Linked DNA regions of Mus musculus: region 2 is linked to region 1. The links are chromatin loops, found by intact Hi-C in ENCODE. Cell type or tissue: gastrocnemius. All regions are shown on one strand. Each heading gives the region's core, and the rest is flanking DNA. Links, peaks and the distances in the headings are about the cores only.

Evidence for each region. Peaks named below come from ENCODE experiments on the same cell type or tissue, not always from the same donor. Only the 100,000 strongest peaks of a DNase experiment are listed, where the experiment ranks them.
Region 2: a loop joins it to region 1, with 2.2 times the contacts of the local background. A loop is called at or near these places in 3 of 42 quality-filtered maps.

What each region holds. Positions count from the first base shown.
Region 1 is chr9:119,105,355-119,109,706 of GRCm38, reverse strand. It overlaps Dlec1 (deleted in lung and esophageal cancer 1), which reads right to left. Exons shown (of 37, transcript NM_177117.5): 2 at 3,755-3,905. Among named protein-coding and RNA genes, the nearest start is that of Dlec1, 5.0 kb to the right of the region's middle. In gastrocnemius, for the core only: a CTCF peak has its summit at 1,978 (motif pointing left); a DNase peak (open chromatin) is centred at 1,937.
Region 2 is chr9:119,189,750-119,194,101 of GRCm38, reverse strand. Slc22a14 (solute carrier family 22 (organic cation transporter), member 14) reads left to right here and starts at 3,707. Exons shown (of 12, transcript NM_001037749.3): 1 at 3,707-3,737. Slc22a13 (solute carrier family 22 (organic cation transporter), member 13) reads left to right here. Exons shown (of 10, transcript NM_133980.3): 9 at 315-530; 10 at 728-1,128. The coding sequence ends at 821. In gastrocnemius, for the core only: a CTCF peak has its summit at 1,695 (motif pointing right); a DNase peak (open chromatin) is centred at 1,702.

The DNA.
Region 1 (4,352 bases), core at 158-4,157:
AGACACAGGGACGGGGCGCCCCACACTGTAAGGGCTCCCTGATTTAGAGCACCCAAGGGCCTTGCCTATTGTTTAGGGCTTCTTTTGTGGAGTCCAGGAGGAGGAGTTGGTGGCCAGGGGGTGACCTGTGAGTGGGTCTCGGTTTCCGTTGATAGATGTGGATTATACAAGCCTTCCTTTCTTGTCCATGTCCTTTCCCATGATGCATCTGATTTTAAACATCTGTGTGCCTAATTATGCTTATGAATAAGATGATCCATAGGAAATTTTCTGTAAAATTTCACTTAGAGGACAGTTTCCCTTAACCATACATGGACCTTGAAATTGGCTCAGGCTCCCTCTAGTTTTTGGACATGTTCCAAGACATATATGGCAACAGGGAATTATTGTTGGGGGTGGGGTGGTGGTATTCATTGCATTGTTTGGAGTGGGGTGTACATGTAGCTTGATGCAGGTGTGTGGGGGTGTCTCAGGTTGTTCACTGTTAGGAAGGCAGCCTGTGTTTTGTCTCAGGCCAGGCAAGCGTTCTGAGTTGCTAGGCAGTCCCTATGACTCTTGCAGCAATACAGTGTCACTCTTTGCCTTTCACTTTGGCCAAATCATGGTGGCAAGGGTTTGAGATGTGCTGGTATGGTGAACTCTGGACATCAGCAGAGAAGAACTTCCTTGTCTCTTCATCTCAGACACCAGCATAAAAGCCACATGGAGAATAGCTGAGCCTGATCTATAGCAAGCAATAACCATAGCTTCACCCAACTCACATCGACCTAATGACACACCAGAGAAAGCCACTTATACTGTTGAGTGGAAGTTGATGTTTGCAATTGATGACCCCAAAAAAAGATAGTAAACACACACACATTATAATATATAATATGTAATATATAATATGTAACATGCAACACATGATATATTTTATAATATATCATATCATGTTGTATAACATACAATATAATTAATATATACTATATACGGTTTATAACACTATTGTCTAGAAACACCAACTAGAAATGGGTACCTTTGGCAAGTGACATAATGGAGGTGTGATCTTATTCTGGCAGATGTGAGGAGGATGGTTTTGTTAAAACAGACTTTCGCTGCATTTTAATTACATGTGTTTGTTTTTTTAGTGCGTGTCTGTGGGGGGCCTGTAGGTGCCACGGTGCATGTGTGGAGGTCAGAGGACAACTTGCAGGAGTCAGTTGGCCTCCTATCAGCGGGTCCTGAGGTTTGAACTCTGTCTGCCAGGCATTACACACTGAGCCATCTGCTAGCTTTGGACTCTGGAGTAGTTAAAAACTTGCACACAAACTGAGAAGGCCTGAGTTTCCATGTCCCTCTGCCCCTGTGCGTGTGTAGCTTTATCTGTTACTGTCGTCTTCCCAAGAACAGCACGCTTGTTGCCAACAGTGAGCCTCCGCTGACATGCCACCACCACGCAAAGCCCACGTTTTAAGAGAGAATGCACCCGTCGTGTTACAGTCTGTGTTTACACAAATCTATAATGCTATGTATGGGGGGAGTCTTCTTGTGCTGTGTTAGAAGTTCCTCTAGGGACCAGGATGCAGCCCAGTTGGTAGAGTAGCTGCCTGGCATGCATAAAGCCCTGGGGTCGATTCCCAGCATCCGGCGATAAAGGTGACAAAGTGAGCAATATTATCTGCCCTCATGGGTGCTGACAAGGATCAGGAGATTTGGCCTACAGTTAACAATCAGAGCTTGAAGCAGAAACTGCTCTGGGCATGGCAAACAGGAGGGCGTTGAGTACAAAGTATCCAAGGGCTGAAGAGGGAAAGGCCAGGGAACCTCCATGAACAATAGCAGTTGGCATCCCTGAAAGCAGTACGTCATCTGAAGGCAGCTCCAAAATAGCCTGGCTGGAGAGATGGCAGGGCTAAGGGAGCTTGCTGTTCCTGCACATGTCTGGTGACTCACAAACTGCCTAGGACTCCAGCTGCTGGGGCTCTGCCACCCTCTTCTGGCCTCTGTGGGTAACTACATTCATGTGCATAGACCCATCTAGATACACATGTATAGATAACTAAAATTCAATCGGTCAATCAGTGGACAAAAATCCTGATAGCCAGTAAATAACCCACAAGTTACTTCTTGGGCCTCATGGTCTCTTCTTCCGGAACTCCCTGGGGTCCTTTCCTGATGGATCCTGGAACTACAGAAGGTGCGATTTTGGAAGTGATGGCCCCGACCCCTCCTTTGGTAAGGAAGACTTGGGTGGAATGGATACCATCCAGCCTAGTTTCAGGAGGTTTAATGATGACCACATGTCAGGAGGAAGGAAGGACAGTCCTCCTTTCAAACTTTCTTCTCCGTCCTCCCAGGGTGCGGGGGTCATGGTGGGTTTTGGCCTTTGTTTTTCAAGCTGGCGTAGAAACTAATGGACTCCTATATAATATTTTACACACATATCATTGCACATCTTCAAGGCAGCTTTAAAAAAGATTTTTAAGAGAGTGTGTATACATGTGTGTGTATATGTGTATGTATGTGTATGCAGCTGTGTGTTTGTTTGTATACATGTATGTGCATGTGCGTACATGTATGCACATGTGCATGTGTGTTCACATATGTGTGTATGTGTATGCATGTGAGTGCATGCCTTGATGGGGTAGGTAGGGAGAGCAATGCTGACAAAGGCCAGAGGTAGAGTTATCCGTGGTTATGAGCTTGGAATTGAACTCAGGTCCTCTGCAAAAGTGGGCCATGCTCTTCCACTGAGCCTTCTCTCTAGCCCTCACCAAGTCAGTTTCTCTAGCACATCTTGGAAGAGTCTCTTTCCATACCCGACCTGGACCTGTAAAAGCCTTGCCCTCATGATGGTCTTCCTCCTTCTGGGATGGAAGGCCTCACTGACCCTATGGCTACCGAGCACAGCTCTGCGAGGAGCTGCTTGCTTGTTCCAATCCGCAGAAGCCAGTGTAGAGCAGTGGCCAGCAAGAGCAAGAATGAGCACACAAGCCGTCCACCCATATGGAGCAGTGAAAGGTTCCTCACCTTGTGACAGGGAGAGGCGCTCTGTGCCTGGGATAAAAAAAGGCAGCTGGCTGTCTCCATCATTGGTTCTGTACATGGGAAATGTGCCCTGGGGTTGCCTGGCCTGCCCTGAGTTGCAGGGACCAGATGGATGTCTGTAAAGATGATCTGGGGTTTTTTTTTCCCCTCTACCACGTTTGAATATAAAAGAAAGAGGGCTGGAGAGATGGCTCAGCGGTTAAGAGCACTGACTGCTCTTCCAGAGGTCCTGAGTCCAATTCCCAGCAACCACACGGTGGGCTCACAACCATCTGTAATGGGATCTGATACCCTCTTCTGGTGTGTCTGAAGACAGCTACAGTGTATTCATATACCTAAAATAAATAAATAATTCTTTGAAAAAGCACTTGCAAGATGGAGACAGGCAAATTCCTGGGGCTCACTGGCCGGCCAGCCCAGCCTACCTGGCAAGTTTGACAGGAAAGGTCAGAGGAGAGGAAGCTATGGTTTGGCTGCTGGAACCTAAATGAGATCTCTGGGTCAGGGACCGATGTTGCACCATGGCTTAGAGAGTCACATGCTGGCCGTGTGGGACCATGCACACTGAAGTGCTTTGTACTGGTTGGGCTGTCAGGTCTGCAATTTTCTCTGCCGATGTTCAGAACAGAACAGTGGCGTGAATATAGTACAATACCAACAGCTGCAGAGGTGGAGGTAGGCTGGTAGACAGACAGACAGACAGACAGACACACTTCACACCTACCTGGGGGCAGTTTGACAGGGGTCTCCACAACCTGTAGTCTGCTCTGTTTGGTGGTGTGTTCTGTTTCTGCAATATCCCGTGCACGGGCCTGCATGATATGTCTCTCCAACATGGCGGCTTCATCCAGACGCTGTTTATAGATGGCTCGCGCCTGCGAATGGGCATTCAAAAATGCATGGAAATCTGACAAGATCCTACATTTTGTCTCTACCCTGTGCCTCTCCACATCAGGGCTTTCAGCCAAGCACAGCTAGCTACACAACTATCAAAACCCTCTGGTCCAACCCACCAGACTGAACTCTGAGGTCACGGGAAGGGACTGGCAGTCCCACAAGTGTGCTCAGTAAGAGCCAAGCTCGGTCCTCTCCCTCTCGGTTACACAGTCAAGAGAGCTGCTGCCCACACTGGGAAATGCAAACCCATTTGGGTACAACAGAGTAAGGCTACCCAGATCTTGATTCAGGCAAGGCCCGGTCTAAGTCCATTAAACATAGCCAGTGGGCAGCCTCCAGCTGGCAGCCTCTATTCAAGCTGTCGGGAAGGGCTCACCAAGATGGCATCCTCTTTTGTAGAATCCACATCAGTGTACATGAAACCA
Region 2 (4,352 bases), core at 133-4,132, 84 kb before region 1:
AGGAAGGAGTGCTCCCAGGAGAGGAAGGAGTGCTCCCAGGGGAGGAAGGATTGCTCCCAGGGGAGGAAGGAGTGCTCCCAGGAGAGGAAGGAGTGCTCCCAGGAGAGGAAGGAGTGCTCCCAGGAGAGGTGCACTCCAAAGGGGAAAGGGAGTTTGAGTCTCTTGAGTGACAGGGGGAAGACAGAGGGGGCTGGCTGGTCCTGTAAGCTCTACCCTGTCTAGACCAAAGGTGGCTGAGACCTGTGCCCTCACAGCTGTGGACAGAGTGTAGCCTCCATCAGTGGGCAGAGCCTCAGCTTGTGCTCTTTCCCCAGGCAAACAGGCATGGGGTTGGTGAGCATCTTCTCCAGGGTCGGTGGCATCATCACACCCCTTGTGATGCTGCTGGAACAGTACCACCAGGCGATTCCCATGGTCATCTTTGGCAGCCTCCCCATTGGAGCAGGCCTACTGTGCGCTCTGCTTCCTGAGACCCGGGGCCAGACCCTGAAGGACACCCTCCAGGACCTGGAGCAGGGGCTCCCTGCAGGGTAATCACAGACTTGCTGGCCTCTCCCCAGGCCCAGTCCTCCCCACTACCTTTACTCTATCTGTTACTGGCTATCATAGCACCACAGCTGTCCGCCTGGCTTTAGAGCACATTTTCCCTTCTTTAAGCAGGGGATGCTAAGAGAACCATCTCGCACAATGTGTTGGGTAGCTGCTGACTGTCTTTTGTTCCCTGCAGGTCCCACAAAACAGCACCCCAAAGACAAGACATGGAGGCTTTGGGAAGAACTTCCAGTGTGAGGGTGGCTGTTGTGAAGAGCTCGTACTTCTGACTGTGGCTGCTGAGGGCCAGCCTATCAAGAGCAGAGGACAGCGCACATGGCATCTGTAGCACACAGGATCAGATCAGCCGTGTTCATGCTCCCTACTCCCTTTTGCAGAGCCCAGAGGGAGTATCAGGGACAGTACCCTTCCCTCTTCCACACTTCTCATACACAAACTGCACCCCAGTACCACGGCTGAGTCAGGGTCGCTCTCAGTCTTCTCCGACAGTCTCTCTGGGGTTGTGGCCTCACCAGTCTCCCTGTCTGGGATACCCCATCCTCATAAAGATAAAAAAAAATAAAACAAAACAAAAAACAAAAAAACAAAAAAACAAACAAACAAAAAAAACCCCACAACAGCCTGTTCCCAAGCAAAACCAGCTCCAACTCCAGAGCAGGGCAACCACCAGGGCAACTGTGGCAGCAGGCCAAGAAAGAAGAACATTATGCCCTATGTCCTTTGAAGAGCCTTCCTGCCCGACCTGTGGCCAGTGTGTGCCTCACCTGTGTGAGGCTGGCGATGGGAGGAGACTGGTCAGCTCTGCCTCCACCCACTGTGCCCAGCCTCCCTGGTGCTTGGGAAGAGAGCAGGGTTCCTTACATTCAGCTGCTGTCCCTTGCTCTTTCCCAGGGTGCCCCGGCTCATCAGCAATTCTGCCTCTGATGGCTGCTAAGAGCTGGCTCTGCTACACTCACTCGTTCATGGGCTGTTTGGAGGTTCTCCGTGCATTCTGTTAATCAGGTTATTTTAGTGGTAAGACTTCTGGGAGCCCAGAGGAGATGCCACCCTGGCCTGATCTCCACTCATGGTAGATCCAATAGAAGGGAATTTTCCTGGGGACTTGGTGGCTAGCGTAGGCCAGTCCACACCTGTCCCCTAGAGGGCGCTGTTGAACGGAGACTCGCCAGTACACAGAGACCTGCCTGCTGTTCAGTGCTGTGGTTGTCTTTGCTTTGTCAGAGCTCAAGCACTGGGGGGCAGAGATCCTCCAGATCTGGGCCCCAGTCTTCCCATTTTACAGTGGGTGGCTTTGCCCAGCATGACGGAGGCCCTCCCTGGACGTAATCCTCAATGTTCTCACTACCCCACACACTTGCACAGAATGGATGATTTATTTCATAGGTTACATTATAACCTCAAACTCTGCCTAGGCAGGAAAAGCAAAGAGGTATGGCAGTCTGCTCTCCTCGGGTGACTTCTGAGCTTAAGACCACCATACTCTGCATATCTTGAATTTTTGACTTTTATGTCCAAGCCCTAAGATGTTCCCATATGCTGGGCGTGGTGGCGTGCGCCTTTAATCCCAGCACTTGGGAGGCAGATTTCTGAGTTCGAGGCCAGCCTGGTCTACAAAGTGAGTTCCAGGACAGCCAGGGCTACACAGAGAAACCCTGTCTCGAAAAACCAAAAAAAAAAAAAAAAAAAAAAGATGTTCCCATTCTCCTTATCGTGACTTTGACACACTCCCGGGGGCCTGTTCCCTCTCATCCAGTTCCTCTCCCAGGTGTAAACCTGTGTCCTTGGAGCTGTTGACCAAAGCCAGTGGACACCCCATGTTCTCAGCCCTTTTTGGAAGAATTCTGCCCTCTGCCTCTGCACACAGTTGTGAAAGTTCTTCACAGCTGGGTGAAGGGCCCTCTGCTCCTCAGTGCTGCTTCTTGGCTATCATGTCCCTTCATCTGTCAAAATCTGTGGTAATATCTCTCTCTCTCCCTCCCCCTCCCCCTCCCCCTTCCCCCTCCCCCTCCCCCTTCCCCCTCCCGCTTTTTACATGGGTCCTCTCTGCTTATGTGCCGAGCCCTTGGCCTGCTGAGTTGTCTCCTATGTCTGCCTCCTAATTTTTCTTAGCCAGTTTTGCCAGTGTCCTGAGCAGTATTTTCTGTGCTGATGGAGAAGCTGGGCAAGTCTAGACCCCAACCTTTTTTGCTCTCATTCCTGCTTCTTGCCAGGTATCTGTGAGCCATGACTTTGGGCTAAAGTTAGGGTCCCTCATGTCTCCTGCTTCTCCACAACTAGTTCAGCCTGGCTCCTTGTCCTCAGCTGATTCCTTACCCCTACTCTAAGCAAAAAGACCAGAGTCCTGTTTCTACCATCAGAGGCAGGCTGTGGCTTCTAGGGAGGTGGGCCAGACAAAGGCAGTTCTAGCAATGGTGACATGTCCTTGAGGCAGAAGAGAGGTATAGTGCAGATCCTAGGTGCAGGGTCAGGAAGGCTTGAAGGACAGCCGACAAAGAGTGGGCTTTCATTTGCGGGGTGTAACTGGCTGGTTTTGTGTGTCAACCTGACACAAGCTGGCGTTATCACAGAGAAAGGAGCCTCCCTTGAGGAAATGTCTCCATGAGATCCAGCTGTAAGGCATTTTCTCAATTAGTGATCAAGCCCGGAGGACCCATTGTGGGTGGTGCCATCCCTGGGCTGGTAGACCTGAGTTCTATAAGAAAGCAAACTGAGCAAGCCAGGGGAAGCAAGCCAGTAAGCAGCATTCCGTGCCCCCCCACCCCCCATGGCTTCTGCATCAGCTCCTGCCTCCAGGTTCCTGCCCTATGTGAGTCCCTGTTCTGACTTCCTTTGGTGATGCACAGCGATGTGGAAGTGTAAGCTGAATAAACCCTTTCCTCCCCTACTTGCTTCTTGATCATGATGTTTTGTGCAGAAATAGAAACCCTGACTAAGACAAGGAGTGCTTTCAGTATAGAAGACAGTTTTTTTTTTAAGGCACAAGGGTACCTCACATAGCCGTTTACATACTTGCCTTAACTAATTCTGGTCCCAAGACTGGCCACTTGTGTGCCTGGAGTAGAATATGGTCCTCTCAGCATTCCCAGGTCACCTTCTCCACCCCATTGTGACACCGTCTCCCCAGCTACCAATGGAACGCTAGGGTTCTGCTTCCAAGGATATGGTTGGGTCTGGACACCAGTCAGGTGAGTCCTGTCTCCAGGGAGGAGGGACTGGGGGTTCATGTAGAAGGTGATAATTATGATGACAGCTTGTGACTGTGGGGCCACATTCTCCATATGGCACATGTGGACAGGAACGTGCCTGGGCCTGTTCAGCTGTGGGAACCCTATGGGAAGAGCAGGCTGTCCTCAAGGGAATTGTGAGTTCTCAGGTATGGCGCACAGTCGTTTCCTGTGTGCAGGTAGAGTGCTGGCTTCTCTTTTTCTAGCAGGACCTTTGAGGTCAGTGGAGGGCAGTGTGGTCAGCGCCCTTGCTGACTGCCAGCCAGTTCCCATGGATATTCAGTGCAGGGAGAGCTGCTTGAGGACCTCACAGATGACTTGGGGGCGCACAGGGGCCTTGCTGACTGCTAGTCCCTGTGGGTTGTTTGAGTAGTGCTAAATTAACCAGGCTTGCCTTGAAATCATCTTGTACCTAGATAGGCCTTGAACTTGTGATCCTCCTGCCTCAGCCTTATAAGTAGATGGAATTACAGGCCTATAGTGCTAGGCCCAGCTTCCTTCTTTTACTTTGGCCTTAATTTTTATTGTCTTTGTTATCTTCCTTGAATTTATTGGTTAATTTTTCTTTCACATTTT